4 separate regions of the Homo sapiens genome follow, and regions 1, 2 and 3 are each linked to region 4. Evidence: chromatin loops called from intact Hi-C (ENCODE). Cell type or tissue: endothelial cell of umbilical vein. All regions are shown on one strand.

Region 1 (5,000 bases), 150 kb before region 4:
TAATATGCACCAACCATTTCCTGTAAGGAGCCGTGTGACTGGGCACATGATTTATTCCACAAATGACCCAGCTCTCTGCAAGGCTCACACATCATCTAAGAGGAAATAATCGTCTGGGTGGAGCCCATAACAAACAAGAACATGACACTGGACAGGAGGAAAGGGAAGTGCCTAAGGAAGAACTAAAACTGCTCTTCTGCACAGAAATCCAGGGCTTTGAGGAAGTGCAAGTCCCCCATGGAGGAAGGCCACAGTACAAAGTGTTAGATAAGTAGGGTTTGGGTAGAGAGAGGAAAGCAGGTAGATGGGTTGCACAGCACTGCACAGATACTTTCTTACAACGGGTGAGAAAGCTTCCCAAGGGCCATGCGAGCACTGGCCAGGAGCCTTTGCATGGCATATGGAGCAAATGCCGTCTGCCACTTGGTGTCTGAATTTTTTTTGCTCTTGTCCTTTAGTGATTCCTGAGTGTGTTCCAAATTATGTTGCTAGCTTGGCTTAGACAAAAGAAGACAATTTGATAAGAAACACAAATGTTGGACAATTCATGTTAAATCACCATCTGGCCTAACAGAAATATTCATGTTTAAAAAATATATATCATCATTTGCCAACTGGGTAATCTGTTACACATTTTAGGGAAATCTGAAGTTGGACAATTAACTCATACCACTTTAAAACAAACATCTTTGTACCAGGATAAACAAAGAAGAAAGGACTTGAACACAGAATCCATATTAAATATGTCTTTTGCAAGTCAATTTTAGTGCCTTGAATAAACCAGCATCTATCATGCTTAGATGATCCAAAATATTGGAAAAGATAAAGCAAAGATAATACAATCCCTGTCCTAAATTAAAGCTATTCAGTAAACTGAGACAAAGTATTTGAAATGAAAAGTAATCTTTTAGACACTCAAATGTCTAATTAAGGCTTGCACCTCCCATTCCCCCGAGTCTCCCTTCCCTCTCCTACCCTCTATCTTGCCCTGAGAATGACAGGAAGGTGGTGGGAGATTTCCTTCTAAAAATAAATTTCATCAATAAACTGTTAAAAAAAATTAATTATACACACTACTAACTCTCAACAGAAAGCGAAACTGAGCCTTGCTCCAAAGAGAAAACTGATCCTTGATCTTTTTACTTTCATGTAGTATAAAGTTGGAATGTCTTAAGTTATTCCTTCTTAAAATCATGTATTTCCATTTAAAAAAAATCTTATTTTAATGTTATTCCCCTGAGATCCTTCCTTCATCCAAATCTTAGTTACCAGCATTCAGAGTCTAAGTTACACTTGATTATATTTTTCTTTCTTTCATTTCATTCTTCATATTATTCCCAGGTGATTATATTATTTACCTAAAAGCTAAATCTGGTTCAATGTTTTTTTCCATAGACACTGTCTAAGTATTTCTGAAGAAAACCAGGTGGAACATGAATCATATCCTACCATCTGGATGAATATAAACCAAATTAAGAGCTATATGAGGCTGCAAAAATATTTGAGGGCATGCTTGAATTTTGAGGAATTGATAAAATAACAGCCAGGCACGGTGGCTCACACCTGTAATCCCAGCTCTTTGGGAGGCTGAGGTGTGAGAATCACTTGAGCCCAGGAGTTTGAGACCAGCCTGGGCAACACAGGCCTCAACTCTACAAAAAAATTTAAAAATTAGCCAGACATGGTGAGACACTGCTGTAGTCCCAGCTACTTGGGAAACTGATGTGGGAGGATCACTTGAGCCCAGGAGATGAAGGTTGCAGTGAGCCATGATCATGTACTGCCCTCCAGCCCTGTCTTAAAACAAAACAAAAGCAAAAACAAAACAAAAACAACAGAGATCTCCTTCATTTACAAATCTCTGCCTTGCAGTCGTAATCCTTATTAGATAAAGCAAAATGACACCAAGCAGATGTGTTTTTAAAATACATCTTGCTGATGACTAATTACATTTCATAGATATGTATCTGCCTATTTACTTCTCTGGCTTCTCTCACACTGCATTACAAGAATATAGCAATACCAATTGTTTTCTCAGCAAGAATTCTAGGTCATTCTTTCTATTTCCCACATTCCAGTACTTTTGGTTTTATTAGACTGATTTGCTATCTTGATTGTGTTGCTACAGTAAGTGTAAAGTAGGTGATTAAAATACAGAAACACAGAATACTGGAGACAAAAGGGGCCTTACAGCCTATCGAGGCCAAGTGTAAATGTTGCCAGGTTTATTTCTATGTAACTACAGTGCCTTAAAAAAAATAACTGGCCTAGCAACATGTTGTATACATCAGCAGAGACATTTAAGAGGTAGCAACAGTTACCACGAATCCAAGTTTTCCTTTCCCTTATCTTGAATAACTAGAGACTTTTAACAGCATAAAAAAGCCCAAATACACACAAAGACGTATTATTCAACAAGTTAAAACCCTAGTTCACAAATTTACCATTCCCTGAGTTATAGAACCATTTTTCTGCCCTTTTATCTTTCCACTAGAAAGTGGTCCGGTTTCTTCAATCTGGCAGGTTACTATGTGCAGCCATTTTCATGGGCTGCTTCCTGTTCCCAAACAAGTTCCTCAGTCATGACTCAATCTAAGAAATATGATCCAGCCAATTTACTGGAACTCTCACCCATTATGCTTGTCTGTAAACTGCAGAGCATGATGCAAAGATAAAGCAAAACTGGAAAGTGAAGAAAGCAAGAATTTGGATTATTTTCTCAAGAGGCACATGCAGAGTTCGGTCAAAAAGATGTCAGAAAAAAAGTTAATTTCCAAAACAGCAGGTGATCCTACCTGCTACAAAAAGCACATGGTACTGAATTTTCCATGAGAGGTTCACATCTGAGTCCCCAAGGAGGTTTTGTTTTTTTTTTGTTTTTTTTTTGGTGGTTTGTGTTTGAGTAGGATACTGCTGCTAGGCTTCAAAGGACTTATGTAAGGGTTTCACTACTTTGCTGAGAGAATGGCTTGGTTTGACAAGCAAACATTAGGATAAATTTTTCTAATCTCTTCCCCATTTTTGAACAAGCCATGTATGTATTGAGTTCTAAATGCTGTCCTCCACAGAGAGGAACTTCTCACCTTTGGGATTAGGTCTTGTACTGCCCTTAGAATGATCCAACCCTCCCCACACCCGACCCGACCCCTGCCATATTACCAACAGAAACTTCAGGAACATTGGATCCAACTCCCTAACCTACTTTACCAAACCTCCATAGAAATTAACTGGGCATGGACTGACCAGGTGGCTCAGATCTCCACCTTGAGGTCAAACAGCTTTGCTGCCCATGCTGGTGTACCCTCATCCTCCAAGGAAGTCCCCCATGAGGGTGGGCACACACAATCCAGCACATTCACACCGTAAGGCTTCTACAGATACTTCTGCCACTTCTAAACTCCCCAAGTGATCCTTTACCCTCTCTTTTGATCCTGGATTTGTAAAGATAAATGTAAAGATAAAGTTCAATCCTTGGGGTCCTTTTCAGATTTTTTTTTTAAAAGAGATTAAGAGTCTTGCTCTGTTGCCCAGGCTGGAGTGCAGTGGCACCTTCCTAGCTCACTGCAGCTTCTAATTCCCAGGCTCAAGTGATCCTCCCACCTTGGCCTCCCAAGTAGCATGCATCACCATGCCTGGTTAATTTTTATTTTTTGTAGAGATGGTTCTTGCTATGTTACTCATGCTGGTCTCAAATTCTTGGCCCCAACTGATCCTCCTGCCTTGGTCTCCCAAAGTGCTGAGATTACAGGCATGAACCACTGTGCCTGGTCAATTTTCAGATGTAACTACCTACAAATAGCTAAAAGTAATAATAAGTCAGTATAGTCAGTCATCCAGGCTTGGGGGCTAAGTAAGTACTAAATGCCATTTACTGCTGCTAGCCGGAGACCTTGTGTGCTGGTGGTATGAATTTTAGATACATTTTATTAACAATATTATTATATGTATAAAACACTTAGCTTTAAAAAAAAAAAAAAAGATCCTTGCTGGGTGCGGTGGCTCACGCCTGTAATCCCAGCACTTTAGGAGGCTGAGGTAGGTGGATCACAGGATCAGGAGATTGAGACCATCCTGGCTAACACGGTGAAACCCCGTCTCTACTAAAAATACAAAAAAATTAGCCAGGCATGGTGGCGGGTGCCTGTAGTCCCAGCTACTCGGGAGGCTGAGGCAGGAGAATCGCTTGAACCCGGGGAGGCAGAGGTTGCAGTGAGCCAAGATCGCGCCATTGCACTCCAGCCTGGGTGACAAGAGCAAAACTCTGTCTCAAAAAAAAAAAAAAGTTAAAACTTGTAGAATGGTGGTGGTTATAAAGGTAGTAGTCAAGATCAACAAGATTAGTGTAAATACCCTAAGTGGATCACTAATCCATCTACCCATCAGATACCACCCCCTCAGATGCCAGGGATACAAAGATGAGTAAGACACAGTCTCTGATCTGAGTTATGAGACAAAGTGATGAGAAGCAAGTAGAAGCCCAGGCAGCATGGAGGAGGTGCCACTAAATCTGCACAGAAAGACCTCACAGAAGAGGTAACGACTGCCACAAAGTGTATAACTGGCCTACTGTGTGAATATCCTTCCAATAAACAAGGGTTAAATCTATTTTCCAAAGGCCCAGCCCAAGTGGGCATTTGAAAGCAAAGGAGGCTATGGAGATGGCAAGAACACACAAGAAGTAAATAATCTCGGCTGGGTGCGGTGGCACACGCCTGTAATCCCAGCACTTTGGGAGGCCGAGGCGGGCGGATCACGAGGTCAGGAGATGGAGACCATCCTGGCTAACGGTGAAACCCCATCTCTACTAAAAACACAAAAAATTAGCTGGGCGTGGTGGTGGGCGCCTGTGTCCCAGCTACTTGGGAGGCTGAGGCAGGAGAATGGCGTGAACCTGGGAGGTGGAGATTGCAGTAACCCAAGATCGTGCCACTGCACTCCAGCCAGAAGGACAGAGTGAGACTCTGTCTCAAAAAAAAAAAAAAAAAAAAAAAAGTAAATAC
Region 2 (5,000 bases), 78 kb after region 4:
TCTTGATTATTTTTCTGGTTTTTTTTTTCAATGCCCTGTATTAAGTTTTAATTTGAATCTATTTTGTATTCTCCTTTGGGTAGTTTATAACATAGCCTTTACTTTTTACGTGCCTTTTTTTGGTTCTGTTTCTTTCCTCAGGTTAGTCAGCTCTTGTTTCATTTCTTGTTGTTGGTTTTTGTTTGTTTGTATTTCTGATTCAAGGTATTTTTTCATATCCCTGTTGCTTGATTGATGATATTTAATTCATGTTGTGTTACAGCTTTCTTCAGGATCGTGGCTGGTTTTAGGGTGGAGACTTTTCACCAATAGTAATGTTTTTATTGGCGTTTTCTGACTTTTGTAGTTGTTTTGTTTACAGATCTGATATGCCTTTTTCTAGTCCTATTTGTTACTTGGAAAGGGCTCCTATTTTGAGAGTGTTCTTTCCTGACACTTCTACCCTCTGCTATGCTATTTGTTTATAAATGGTGGTGTTTTTAGTGAAGGAAGAATTGGCATGTCTTGTTTCTCTTTCATTTCTATAGGGTCTTTAATTTCTCTTTATTATTTTATTCTTTCTCTTTACTGGCTTGTCTGCAAGGAGTCCACATACTTTTACGTGTGTACACGTGTACACATCTTGCTTCTCCAAGGCAGCCATTTCTGGTTCCTTCCATTTTCAAACTTCTTCCCATAGCCAGGGCTATGGACTACCAAGTCCTGTATAATATTTTGGCATTATTATTGCACTTTTGTTTTCTGGGAGTAATTTTGGCTGTACTTCCTCTAGTTCCTCTGTTACTCTCTACTTTTTGTGTGTAGTCTTTTAATAAGACTCCTTTTATTTACTTTTCATACTTATAAGCTTATAGCAGCTGGAAGGCTACAGGAAATCTGTTGGAATTTTTTCTTTTTATCTCTACTTAGAGGTAATTTGAAAGTTGCAGTGTTTTTTGTTTCCTTGTATGCTGAAGATCTAGGTCCTGTGTGGCTTTGTTTTCCTTGTTGATTATATTTTGGGGAGTTGAAGAAAATAGAGGGAGAGAAAAGATTCATAATCAAATGCCTGCTGTGCTTAATCCTTAAGTCCTGAGAATATATTTTCAAATTATGAGAGTCACTTCAAGCAAATACTTGCATTTTATATCAAACAGCATTTGAAGCCTTCAGTTTTCTTTGAGAACAAACATATTTGAAAATTATGAAACAGAAAATTCTGAAGTTTATTGACACTATTTTTTTTTAAGCAGAATGGAAAGTGAATGACATACAAGCCTCTCTGATGTCACATTGCCATGGAGTTATTTGGAAACAATTATACAAAGTGAATATAAAGTACTGGCATAACATACATATAATTAAGTAATAAATAATTTAAGTAGTTTTATATCACTCTGTTGACATAATATTCCCAGAAAAAAAGAATCAATAAATACATTAAAACTCTACATAAATGGGCCTTTTGATGCAGTGAATTTGGAATATCCATTTGTGATTAGCTGAGTTTGAACTTAAGTCAGAATGGAAGCTGCCCCTGTCAAACTGCATTTGGGACCTGGATGGATTTTTATCTTACACTGGGACCATGCAGAATTCCTAGCTGGCTTGTTGCACAGACTCACCTTGGTCATTTCATTAACCTTGCAGTAATGCAATGCCTCGTTTTATACTACTAATTTTTAAAAGTCTCATTTATAAATTTATGGTGAGTTTCACTACTTTAGATTGCCTGCAGTATATATATGAAGCAATATACAGAAATTTAAGTCATGATGCCTTCTTACTAGTACCTTAGAATTTTGATGTAGAATGAGAATTTTAAAGAAAGTTTGTTAATGTAACAGTATATACATTTAAGAATAAACTTTTTGAATAAGTAATAACTTGTACATTTATAAAATTTGGATATGTAGAAACATGGGAAATTCAAAAGTTACTCAAGAATGTTATAGGGAAAAATTTGCCTCCTATCCCTGTCTTACAGGCATCTTCCCTGTCCAAAGGCAACACTATTGCTACATATAACTGATGCAGGATTTTTGTTCCTTAGCTCAGCTAAAATCTTGTTGTATGACTAGGAAAAAATTAGCCATGCAGACACGTTGAAAGGTGAGGAGGGCGGAAGTTATTAAAAGAAAGCTCTCAGCAAAAAAAGGGGTTCTGCCAACAGGCTCCCACCTCACAGATTGAATACCAGGCCACCACATGCACAAGCTGAAGAGCCCAGGCTTCTTCCCCCTGCACAAGACACACATTCCTGGTGACTGTACCCCACTCTTCCAGTGCACAGGCGGGCCCCCAGTCTGCTGTGGGCATGCCCAGACAAGGCCTTGGTTAGGTTCCCTCATCTGCACAAAAGCATCTGATGTAAACACTTGTGGAGCGGGTTAGAGATTCTCTGGGACCCTCCCTTATCTGCCTCCTGTATCTACCATAACCATCTATGTATATATTTTTTAAAAAACAAATGGGAGCTTACTATTCTTTGCTCATCACATTTAGAGCCAGTTCATTCTTTCTGACAGCTGCATGATATTCCATTCATTGAATATACCCTGATGTATTTAACCAAACCCCTGTTGGTTGGCATTTAAGTGGTGTCCAATTTTGTCTTTGGCTTATATTTAGATTACAATGCTGTGATTCAAATAAATATTCTCAAATGTCTTCATTTCTTAGAACTTAGGAAATATTTCACCAAAAGCTTAGAACTTGGAGTTTGGTTCTGAATAGAAATGTTTTCCTGGTTAAAGTCAGGGTTTATACTCACCTTCTTTAATGAATTTCAATCTTGTGAGTTTTGAGTTTGATCAAGTGGTTATTAAAGTTTTCCATAGTCTATGGACAGATAAGAGCAAATAGAAGAGATGATTCATGCCTTAGGAATTTCTGCCTGACAAATTTCCAATTTATTTGTAACAACAACTAACTGTGAACATGAGATGTTAATTCCAAGATACCAGGAATTTCTAAAAGTGTTGAAAAGAGTGGAAAGAATGACAGATAATCTTAGTGATATTGTCAGTATAGTGGAAGGAAATTCGCAAATTAAAGTGATACTACTTGTCTTGGTGAGAAAGAGTAGGTGTGGTAGATAATTCTGTGTTAGGGGGTAAGACAGCATAGTACTAATAGGTAACCTGTCAACCCTTTGCCTCTTCTGACAAAGTTTTGGAAATTCACCTCAGAAAGAAACTGTATCTTTTAGCTATCACCATTCCTCCTTCCAGCTCCCCAGCAATCCTGCCCCAAGCCCTAAGCAACTACTGATCTTCTTTTGATCTCTATAGATTTGCCTGTTCTGGAAATTACACAGACTTGGAATTATATAATATGTAATCTTATGACTGGCTTCTTTCACTTACCACATTTTAAAGATTCAACAGTTGTGTGTATCAGTACCTCATTCCTTTTTTTATAACTGAATAATATTCCACCGCATGCATATTCTACATTTTGTTACTCCATTCATTACTGAGATTGTTTCCACATTTTGGCTGTTATGAATTGTGCTGCATTAAACATTTATGTACAAACTTTTGTGTGACATATTTTTATTTTTGGGGGTTTATAGCCTAGGAGTGGAGTTGCTGGCCATATAAGTCATAACCCTATGTTTCACCATTTGAAGAATAGCCAGACTGTTTTCTAGCATGGCTGCACCATTTTACATTCCCACAAGCAGTAAATGACGGTCCCATTTTCTCTAAGTTATGTAATTTATTGCTATACAGTTGTTCATAGTGTTCCTTTATAATCCTTTTTATTTTTGTAAGATTACTAGTAATATCCCCTATTTTATTTCCAGTTCTAGTGATTTGTGTCCTGTCTCTTTTTTTCTCGGTCACTTTAGCTAAAGATTTGTTAATTTTATTGATCTTTTTGGAGAACTACCTTTTGGTTTCATTGATTATTTTTTATTGGTTTTCTATCCTTGATCTCATCAATTTCACCTCTAATCTCTAATAATTCCTTCTGTCTGCTTGTATTAGATGTAGTTTGCTCTTCTTTTTCTAGTAGCTTAAGGTAGAAGGTTAGGCTATTTGAGATTTAAAAAAATATGTACAGATATTTACCATCACAATTTCTCTCTAGGTATTGCTTTACTTTATCTGATAAGTTTTGGTATATTGTGTCTTCCTTTCCATTCTTCTCAAACTGTTTTCCAATTTCCCTGTTGATTTCTTCTTTGACTCGATTATTTAGTAGTGTATTGTTTAATTTTCACATATTAGTTAGCTTTCCAATTTCTTTCTTATCAGTTTCTTATTTCATTCCATTGTGGCTTGAGAACATACTTTGTATTATTTCAGTCTTTGAAAATTTGTTCAAGTTTATTTTATGACCTCGCTAGCATGTAGTCTGTCCTGGAGAATGTTCTGTGAGCACTTGAAATAAATGTACATTCTTCTGTTGTTGGGTGGAGTGTTCTATTCTGTTAGGTCTAATTGGTTTATAGTGTACAAGTCCTATTGCCTTCTTGGTCTTGTGCCTAGTTGTTGTGTCCATTATAGAAAGTAAGGCATTGAAGTCTCCAACTGTTATTGTTGAATTATCTATTTCTCCCTTCATTTCTGTCAGTTTTTGCTTCATATATTTTTGTGCCTTGTTATTAGGTGCATTCTGTTTATATTTGTTGTTTTGTCTTCCTGATGGCTTATCATTATAAAATGTTCTTCTTTATAGCTAGTAATATTTTGTTTCAGTCTGTTTCGTATGATATTAGTATGTAGTCACTCTAGCTTTCTTGTGTTTGCTGTTTGCATTATATATATTTTTTCTTTCGATCTAGTCGTATCTCTGAATTTAAAGTGTAGATTCTGTAGATGGCAAATAGTTGGATCTTTTTAAAAAAATCGTCTCACTATCTTTGTCTTTTCTTTTGGTTGTTTAGTCCATTCACATTTAATGTTATTATTGGTATGGTCGGATTTATGTCTGCCTTATTTTCCCCCCCTCTGTGGGTCTCATGTCTTTTTGTTTCTGTAGTTTGTGATTATTGCTTTCTTTTGCCTTAA
Region 3 (5,000 bases), 58 kb before region 4:
TTTTAACTTTCCCAAATAACTTTGTATATAGATACTGTTACTCTTTCAGTAAATTCCATTCTATTTAATCTACCTAGAATTGGTTACTAATGCTGGCAAATAGGAATTCTGACTTGTACAGAAACTGGTAATGGGGATTCGGTTACACACAACAGACTTTCAGGGAAATCAGGAGAATCTGGGTATGCAGACTCATTGTGTTTGAAGATAATAAAAACCAATTAATATTCAAAGATGAGACTCTGGAAACCCACAGCTTATAGTAGTAAAATAGCTAATGAAATTAATGCCTGTGAGCATTAGGATTGAGTTGGGTATTAAAGACAAGACCATGGGGGAGAGAATTGCTGTTGTCACAGAACAGTATGAAGGAAATGAGGAATTCAAGAGCTGGGTGCTAAGGCTAGCTGCTTCATTTGAAGACATTAACAAATGAAAATCTCTAAATTCTCATCTTAAAACATGAACTGAAACCCAAGCTGTGAATTTGTTAAAAGAAACTTTTATAGCCCTAGGATGGAGATAGCTATAAACCAATATTTGTTCTTGTTGATTGCTGATTTGCAAATCAGTCGAATTCACCTCCTTACCTGGGGTCTTAGAAGAGCATATGTTAAAGTGCTGATTCCGAAAGAGTAAGATCTTTAAAATTAAAATGCTATATAGGGGAGAATTTGAAGAACGCAGAGATTCCTTGCCCCCAAACTCTCAGCCTTCTTTGCAGCTGAAGCTTTTATTATAAAGCTATTTCTCCTTTGTTTGAAGAGGCTGAAACTCCCTAGTTTGAGGGAGTTACCTTATAGGAGGTTCTCTTATACCCTACTCTTACTCTGCACTATCTCCAGATCTGTAATTAGAGTCAAACTCGCTGGGCGCGGTGGCTCACACCTGTAATCCCAGCACTTTGGGAGGCTGAGGTGGGCGGATCACCTGAGGTCAGGAGTTTGAGACCAGCCTGGCCAATATGGTGAAACCCTGTCTCTACAAAAAAATAACAAAAGATTAGCCAGGGATGATGGCAGGTGCCTGTAATCCCAGCTACTCGCGAGGCTGAGGCAAGGAGAATTGCTTGAACCCAGGAAGTGGAGGTTGTGGTGAGCCAAGATCACGCCACTGTACTCCAGCCTGGGTGACAGAGCAAGACTCCGTCCCCCGCCCCAACCCCCAAAAAAATTCTACTGTGCTTCAAGAGGCTAGTTTACAAAGTGAAGCTCAGTAAGATATATCTCAAGCACCAAAGAAATTGAAGAACTTTGCTAATTAATCTGTGGGATGTGAGTTAGAATTGATTTTAAGAATGTTGAATGAAGAAGAAGAGGACATGATTTGAGATTGGGTTGAATTTACTAATAGGGCTTACAAGAGATTCTGGATTATTCTAGTTTGAGAAGCTAGGAATAATTCTGTTTGCTCTGCTAAATGTTCATTGACATTTAGACTGAGGGGTGAGTCATACAAAATAAAGTTGAGATGCAAATCTCTTAGGTAAAATGTAAATGAACAAAATTTTAAATTTTAGGAGACAGGAATGCTGGATTAGATTTGTCATATCTGACCCAACCACCCACCTCAATTTTGTCTTCCAAAAAAGGGTCTAGCCAGTTGCAGTGGCTCACACCTGTCCCAGCTACTTGGGAGGCTGAGGTGGGAGGATCACTTCACCCAGGAGTTTGAGGCCAGCCTGGGCAACATATCGAGACCCTGTCTCTAATTAAAATAAAAATCATAAGAAGGTCCAGAAAACACTCTTTACAAAGGCCTTGAGAAACAAATCTATGAGGGAAGGGTCAGTATAAAAGTGATTTAGAGAACGTTTCACGTAGACCAGCGATGATGCTGAAAAAAGGCTACAGTTGAATTTGGCTTACTGAGTTTCAGAGGGATGGCAGGATCCCAGAGTGACATGGTCTAGGTAGCACATTTGCATGGGGCTAAGTTGAAAGTTAGTAGGTCAGTGTGAAAATTAGAATGCTCTGACTCATGGATTCTTGGGAGGTGACTAACTGATCATGGAGTCCCCAGGACTGAAATAAATAAGCAGTCACTAAGGTTCTACTTGATTTGTATAGCAAACAAGCAAACAAACAAAACCTTTATGTCTAGAAAAGAGAGACGGTATCCAATTTCCAGATATGAATGCGTTCTCAGACACAGTTAAAGGAAATCTGAGTACCCTCGAGGAAGTGCCTACTTGAGTCTACCTCCTGGAATACAAAGGGACTTGTGGCCATTTATTAGGACAGTTGTGAATGATGAAGCAGAGATAGTTCACTTTCATCTGGTACGGACAAGAATATAGCTTTACCTTCTTGCCACAGGATTACATCACCTTTTGGACCCTGGGTCAAAATGAAGTCAGCAGAAAGCTTCTTATTTCCTCATTTCACATGATATCAGATTATTCATCCTATACAAGTGGGGACAAAAGAGTAGAAAGCAATAAATACCTTGGATACCTTGAAAAAAATACATGAGCGCTCGAGTGGGAATTTTTCAAGGGTCCAGTGGTATACAGAACATGTTTGGCTATAATTCTAAAGTGAGAGATAAACTGTTGTACCTGAGCTCCTTACCAATATGAAGAGGTACTATTTTGGTGGACCTCTTTGGATATTAGAGGCTTGCTACTAGGTCCCAGTGGAACACCTAACCCTGAGACACCAAGTGACTTTGCGTCGTAATTGTCTATCAGGATCCAGGTGTTAATTCAGGCTCATAACTCACCAGGCCTGGATAGTCCTGAGGATGAGTGAGTTTAGTGAGCACGTTGCTTGTATTCTCCTGCTACTTACGTCTGTCACACTGCTGTCCCTCTCTAGCTTACGTGTGAGTGTCTCATGGGGTATTCACTATGTCCAATTGATTTGAGAGGAAAAAATTAAAATCCTGGTTTACAGATCCTTTTTTCTTGGCTTGAAGTGGGTTGCTTTAGCATTTATAGCTCACTCCAAGACCCAGAAAGACCAGGGGAAAGGACAATCCTTGACCGGGCATGGTGGTTCATGCCTGTAATCCCAGCACTTTGGGAGGCTAAGATGAGAGGACTGCTTGAGGCCAGGAGTTCGATACCAGCCTGGTCAAAATAGCGAGACCCCATCTCAATTTATAAAAAAAAGAAAAAGAAAAAGAAAAAAAGGGGCAATCCTCAAAATGGGCAGAAACTGAAATAATATGTATCTCGTTGTTCAGTTTGCCTGGAATTAGCAGTGGCTAATAGTTTGGTAACTTGACCAGTGACTTGGAAGGGTTAAGATTGGTCACAAGGAAGCCTGAGTAAAAAGTACGTGAAAGGACCTCTAGAAATAGGCCAGAAGGTGTGAACATTATACCTGATATTATCATTGAAAAGGAAAGTAGATATGATCAAATTATCTAGTTATTATGTTTAAAATTTTAATTAGCTCTGGAACTTACACTGAAGATTAATATATACATCCAATGAACTTGATCCAGCAGTGGTTGAATCTGCCAGTGTATGTGTGTGTATGTGTGTATGTATGTGTGTGCATGAAAAATTCCACCTAAATCCTTCCTCACTCTCACTCTTCCCATATAAACCCTTACGTTCCCCAGAGTATGGTTTAAAAGCCACTGAACTAGTTCAATTTCATTTTAGAGAATAAGAAAATATCCAAAAAATTGACTTGATCTGTCTCAGGCCATATAGTGTCTACCAGAATAAAGGCTCAAATCCTCCTCTTAAACTGGCACTCTCTCCAAAATAGCACGTGACTTCTATAATTCAGAATAAATTCAATATAATGGCAACTCCACTCTTCCCTATTATCTAATCCATTACTCAACATGACAGAAAAGTATCACCATTTTCCATTCTTCAAAGCATGGAAAACTGAATGGCAGGATAGATGCTTGAATGAAAAAAGATTAAATATTAGAATGCATATTTGTAATTTCCATCATATTACCTTTCTCCCTTAGACTTGGAGTGGCCTTCCATCTGTAAGTGGCCAATAGTGTAAAGGACATTGTATTCATTGTTAAATTAAGGGACAGGCAGCTTAATTCTTTCAAAGATGTCTCCAGTTGTGACTCATATCTAAGGTTGCACTATCTAATATAGTAGTCACTAGTCACATGTGGTGATCAAGTTGAAATCTGGCTAGTTTGAATCAAGATATGCTGTAAGTCTTCAAAATCTGGTGTAAATTTACCAGATTTTGTATATATAGATAGATATATACCAGATACATATCTATCTATCTATATATTTAGATATATAGAGAGATATATAGATAGATAAGTATCTGGTGTATATTTAGAAGACTTAGTATGAAAAGACAATGTAAAGTATTTAATTAGTAATATTAAATATTGATTACATGTTAAAGTAATCACATTAAACAATTTTGGTTAAAGAAAATACAGTATGAAAATTAATTTCATAAAGAAGCCAATCTGAGAAGGCTGTACATACTGTGTGATTCCACCCATATGAAATTCTGGAGAAGGCAAAACTCTGGAGACAGTAAAAAGATCAGTGGTTGCCTGGGGTTAGGGTGGAGGGAGGGATGAATAGGTGGAGCACAGAGGATTTTTAGGGCAGTGAAACTACTCTGTGTGATACTATACTGCTGGATATAGGTCACAAATTTCTCCAAACTCATAGAATGCACAACACCAAGAGTGAACCCTAAAGTAAACTACAGAATTTGAGTGTTCCAATGTAGGCCCATCAGTTATAAAACATGTACCACTCTGGTGGGAGATATTGATAATGGGGTAGGCTATGCACGTGTGGGGGCGAGGGGTATATGAGAAGTCTCTGTATGTTCCTCTTAATTTTGCTGTGAACCTAAAACTGCTCTAAAAATAAGTTTTTAAAAAAGCCTATTAAAATGTACTTTACATGTTTTACTTTTAAAAAATATGGTTATTAGAAAATTTAAAATCACAAATGTGGCTTGCTTTATATTTTTATTGGTCAGTGCAAAAGAATGGAAACCAAACCAAGCAGAATTTGGCCAGTGTTTCCTGTAGCT
Region 4 (5,000 bases):
ATAAATGGATAAACCGAGAGTGAAAAAAATAAGTAGCTAATGTTTAAAGTGTACTTTTAAGTGTGCCAAAGTGTGCTAAATCCTTTGTTTCTTCCCAAGCTATGAGGTATGTGCGGTTTTCTCCCATTTTACAGATGAATAAATTAAGTCTGCTGGAGTCTTAGCAGATATGCTGTGTGACAGGTTAGAATTTGAAAGCACATCAAATTGACTTCATGGCCAAGTTCCTAAGCTATACTTGCTTCTGATGAATTAATTCAACATACATGAGTCTTTACAAAATACACACTGTACCAGCAATACAGAAATTTAAAAATACGGTATTTACTCTTAAGGAAGGAATAGCTTAGTAGGTAAAATTATAATACAGCGTTATAAGAAACTTAACTGGGAACTATACCACCTGGTCATTTAACCCAGTTTTGGGTTTGTGTTTGTTAGTGCAAAGATGTTCCAAAGTAAAGATTGTCTGAGTAAATTTTGGATGTTTGCATTACTAATAGTTTGCCAAAGGGGGAAATTGTTCTTGGCATACAAACAGTATGTTCACAGGTAAAGAAGTGAGAGACAAATTAGGGAACTGCTGAGACTCAAGTGTAGTAGGAGAGGGTGAGAATGACAGGGGACGAAGACTGGAGAGGTGAATCTTGTTTACAGGATTTTACGTGGGGCAATACATGATTAGATTTACCTTTGATAAAGGTCACACTGGGAGCAAATTGAAGACAGTTGAGCATTTTGGCAGTATAATGGCTGGGAACATAGACCTGGATTTCAATTTCCACTACACCGTTACAGCTCTATGATCTTGGGCAAATCACTTAACCTCTGAGAGTTTCAGTCACCGTCATTTGTAAAAACGGGAACAGTAATCCTGTTTTGCAGTGTTGCTGTGAGAATTGAAAAAAATAGAGTTAAATGATCAAGTGTTTAGTGCAATGCCTGTTACATAACCTTTCAAAGAATGGTAGCTGCAATTTTCACAGTGTCTAAAGGCAGAGAGACTAGGAGACTATTATTCCAGGGAGAAATGCTGGGATTCTGAACTAAGGCATATTATTGGGAGTAGGCAACTTAATTGAGAAAATGCTAGGAGGTAAATTTTCCATAACTTGGTTACTGAGTGGTGGGGAGGGGAGGAATAAAGGATTTCATCTCGTCTCCTGGCTTCAATTGAGGTTATATTATTAATAGCTGTCATTAGGTTTAAAATTTTCTAAATGGTTTCATGTACATTTATGTGTTCTCATTTGTATGCATATATGTGATTGTACATTTTATGTAGATTCACACTCTTAGAACCAAGTAAGGAGGGCAGGTTTTCCTTATGGTTAGATTTAATGGCTTGGTTTACAGCATTCAGAGAAAAAATAGTAACGTTTGTAAGGCACACCAAGATGATGGTTGAAGGTGACTGGTCAGGGATGCCCTGTGTGGCTGCTCCAAGGACTGAAGGCATCGATAGTTCAGGCACGACTGTAACCCATTTGTTGCATAGGTTACAGCTGGTGGGAAGCCCTGGTCTTTGGTTCGGGGTTAGACGACTAGTGGTAAAATCTAGTCCTGTACTGGTACTTTGAGATTTTCATCAAAATATGAGGGAACACAGAAACTTGTATTAGATGACACATCAAAAGCTTCCACAGAGGGTGATATACTTGATAGATAATCATGAGGAACCCAAGTCTCCCTTCTACTTCCTACTTAGCTGGGCCTGCAGTTGCCAGCTACAGAATCCAGCCTAAAGGGAAGATAAATGATAGAGGAAGAAGGAACCACAGTATATATCTAATAAGGTGTGAGTATGCCTATATGTCAATTATTTTGGAATAATTTTGTGATTTGTGTATTATTCCTTCCCTTTTATTACTTTGGATGATAACATTGCTTGTAATTGTTTTATCACATGGTTGTTTTATCACATGGTTGGTTATATCACATGGCCTGGAGTAGTGACTTCTTGAAATGCCATATTTTCATTCCTGTTACAGAATAGTCATGCATATGTTTCAACATTTATAGAGTAGTTGCTTTATGAAGGTCCTGTCCTAGGCATTGGAGGTAAAGAGATGAATAAGTAGTCTTCAGCCTCAAAGAGTTCACAATCTAGGAAGTGAGAGACACAGTGCAGTTTGATTAGAGCCACTGTAGATACAGGTACAAATGTAGCACAAAGGAAAGACTGACTTACTCTATATGGGGGTGGGAGGGTGGGGGTGGTCAGAGGAAGCTTTCTGGAGAAGATTTTAAAATGTGGATGGTATTTTGAGAGTTTATATTCCAGGCAAAGGGAACAGCATATGACAAAGCAAGGGGCCATGAAAGTGCATATCGTATTTACATAACTAGGTGATTTAGTATTGGTAGAGGTGAGAATAAAATGAAAGGAGGGCAGTGGCAGGTCATGGAGGTCTTTGGCTTGTGGGTTATCAGTCCATTCGTTCATGCATTCATTCATGCTTATAAAATATAGCAGTGAACAAAAACTCTGCCCTATGGAACTTATATTCTAGCTGGAGTGGAGACAGTGAACAAACAACTAATATAGTATGTCAGGTAGTGATAAATATAAAGAAAAATGAAGCAGCTGAAGGGGCTTGGTGATAGAGAACCCTTGAAGGAATTAAGCTGGGAAGAGACATGATCAGATTGGGTTTGGGTTTGAGAGAAGTCACTCCAGCTACAGTGTTAAGAATGGATTGGAGAACGGTAAGGATGGACATAGATCAGTTAGAGGAGATCAGTTAGAGGAGGCTGTTGTAACACAATAGGCGAGAAATAATGAAGAATTAAACTAAGATGATGGCAATGAGAATAGGGAGGAAATGATGTGTGTGAGAGTTTTAGAAGTTCATTAGGTGACACCATTAAAGTTTAATCACACTTTAAAACTATGTAACTAAATTAATGCCACAGGAGTTTGGAGACTGAATGACAATAGAAAAGGGATGACACAGTCCAGAGGAATGTGGACATTTCAGAGGGCTGACCAAACAAAACCTGCTGTTTACTTATCACATGGTCTCCTATGAAGTTGGCACCAATTACTTCTTTTTCTTTTCTTTTTTTTTTTTTTGCTATGGAGTCTTGCTCTGTCTCCCAGGCTAGAGTGAAGTGGCGCGATCTCAGCTCACTGCAACTTCCTGCCTCCCGGGTTCAAGCGATTCTCCTGCCTCAGCCTCCGGAGTAGCTGGGATTACAGAGCCTGCCACTGTGCCCAGCTAAGTTTTGTATTTTTAGTAGAGATGGGGTTTCACCATCTTGGCCAGGCTGGTCTCGAACCCCTGACCTAGTGATCCACCCACCTCAGACTCTCAAAGTGCTAGGATTACAGGCATGAGCCACCACGTCTGGCCGGCTCCAATTACTTCTATCCCGGAACATATGTTCTCATTATTTGAAGTTGCTGAGCAGAGTATTGAAGTGACAGTTTACTCTTGGATCCTCCCTTTTTCCTTAAGTGCATGTTACCCATGTACAGTTTTTCTTTTGACTTTGCTTCTAAGTGCAATTTTAGATCCTTAAAAATCATAGTAAATGTCAATTACATATGTGACACTTTTACGTCTTGGTTTTGGATTTTTTTCAGTTTTTTTTTTTTTTAAGGCTCTTGTGGTCTTACGAAAAAGAGAAGAAAAAATACCATGTTAACTTTCATTCTTCCACACTGCTAACCTCTTTCCCAGTTATAACTTTGGCTCCAACCTCATTGTGGTTTGCATTAGTCAGAACTGCTCAATGGCAGTTTTTACGGAGGTTATAAATGTTCAGGTCAAAAGAATGATTAAGAACGCCACTAATTGTTTAGTCTACTTGCTTATAATGTCACTTACAAATGCCATTTTAATAAAAAGCAGTATATTAACGTCGGGCATGGTGACTCACACCCCATAATCCCAGCACTTTGGGAGGCCAAGGCAGGCAAATCACTTGAGCCCAGGAATTCAAGACCAGCCTGGGTAAGATGGTGAGACCCCATCTCTACAAAAATACAAAGAAAGTTAGCCTGGTGTGGTGGCACAGGCCTGTGGTTTCAGCTACTGGGGAGGCTGAGGCGGGAGGATTGCTTTGAGCCTGGGAGGCAGAGGTTGCAGTGAGCTGAGATTGCGTCATTGTACTCCAGGCTGGACGACAGGGCGAGACTGTGTCTCAAAAAACAAAACAAAACAAAAAAGTATTATTTAACATCTGCCGGAAGCTTTGGTAGATATTTTCCAGAAGGAATACAGCTGAGTTAACCTCTTGTAAATATTTCCCAAGAGGGTATCCTGAAGCCTGTAAGAGCTGATACAGAGCAAAGGTTATTTGCACAAGTGACCTGGCTTAAAACTTAACATCGTTTGGCAAAATTCGAGCTTATTTTGGTAGTTATGTTGAATGAAATATTTACCCTATTTTGAGTTCCTAGCTAGGAATTCTAGTGATAGTAGTAATAGGAGTTTTAATTGACTAAGTCCTAATATGACAGGAACCATGCTAAAGCTTATGTACATTATGTCATTTAAATCTCACACAACAGCTCTGAAAAATGAGTGATACTATATGTACATTACAGTTGAGGAACTAGAGGCTTAGAGAAGTTAATTTATCTAAGGCCTTGCATTTGTGAAATGAAAGAGATGGCATTTCAACTCTGTTCTTGCTCCAGAGTCCATATTCTTTCCTCTATGCTGGATTACCACATCTGATGTTCCCGGGGAGATATCTACTTACTATTCATCAAGTTGCTGTCTTTGTCATGCTAAGTTTCAAAGTTTTTGTGATTAAATAGATCATGATCAAATACTTTGTCATATAGTTAAGAAGGCATTAGTTTATGTTGTACTTAATAAATTATAAAACATCATTCTGTCAAAATGAAATTCATAATAAGAAAATGTAATGGGTGGTTTAAAAAGGTAGACCAGCCAGTTTACTTTTGTGAGTGCATTTTGCCATTTGACTTGTGGAAGAAGACAGTGTTTGGAATGAAAGGGAATTAGGAAGAATGTGGAAGACCC

The links. Peaks named below come from ENCODE experiments on the same cell type or tissue, not always from the same donor. Only the 100,000 strongest peaks of a DNase experiment are listed, where the experiment ranks them.
Region 1: it touches region 4 in a loop (3-fold over the local background); 4 of 110 quality-filtered maps call a loop at or near these places.
Region 2: it touches region 4 in a loop (7-fold over the local background); 2 of 110 quality-filtered maps call a loop at or near these places.
Region 3: a loop joins it to region 4, with 7 times the contacts of the local background. A loop is called at or near these places in 12 of 110 quality-filtered maps.

Annotation. Positions count from the first base shown.
Region 1 is chr2:177,240,035-177,245,034 of GRCh38, forward strand. The region is part of intron 1 of NFE2L2 (NFE2 like bZIP transcription factor 2); the gene reads right to left. Among named protein-coding and RNA genes, the nearest start is that of MIR3128, 13 kb to the right of the region's middle. In endothelial cell of umbilical vein, no CTCF peak of the experiment used is centred here; DNase peaks (open chromatin) are centred at 87, 2,127 and 2,587; H3K27ac peaks cover 4,683 bases.
Region 2 is chr2:177,472,249-177,477,248 of GRCh38, forward strand. The region is part of intron 10 of AGPS (alkylglycerone phosphate synthase); the gene reads left to right. It overlaps LOC105373762 (a long non-coding RNA gene), which reads right to left and starts at 4,146. Exons shown (of 3, transcript XR_923624.3): 1 at 4,059-4,146; 2 at 2,753-2,820; 3 at 916-983. RefSeq lists an enhancer at 1,788-2,987. In endothelial cell of umbilical vein, no CTCF peak of the experiment used is centred here; a DNase peak (open chromatin) is centred at 2,863; H3K27ac peaks cover 922 bases.
Region 3 is chr2:177,336,293-177,341,292 of GRCh38, forward strand. LOC100130691 (Putative uncharacterized protein FLJ44553) reads right to left here. Exons shown (of 9, transcript NR_026966.1): 2 at 2,306-2,407. Among named protein-coding and RNA genes, the nearest start is that of MIR6512, 25 kb to the left of the region's middle. RefSeq lists an enhancer at 1,714-2,913. In endothelial cell of umbilical vein, no CTCF peak of the experiment used is centred here; a DNase peak (open chromatin) is centred at 2,009; H3K27ac peaks cover 1,732 bases.
Region 4 is chr2:177,393,881-177,398,880 of GRCh38, forward strand. All of the region lies in intron 1 of AGPS (alkylglycerone phosphate synthase), which reads left to right. Among named protein-coding and RNA genes, the nearest start is that of AGPS, 3.6 kb to the left of the region's middle. RefSeq lists silencers at 321-615, 2,781-3,075 and an enhancer at 2,642-3,142. In endothelial cell of umbilical vein, no CTCF peak of the experiment used is centred here; DNase peaks (open chromatin) are centred at 2,941 and 3,761; H3K27ac peaks cover 4,225 bases.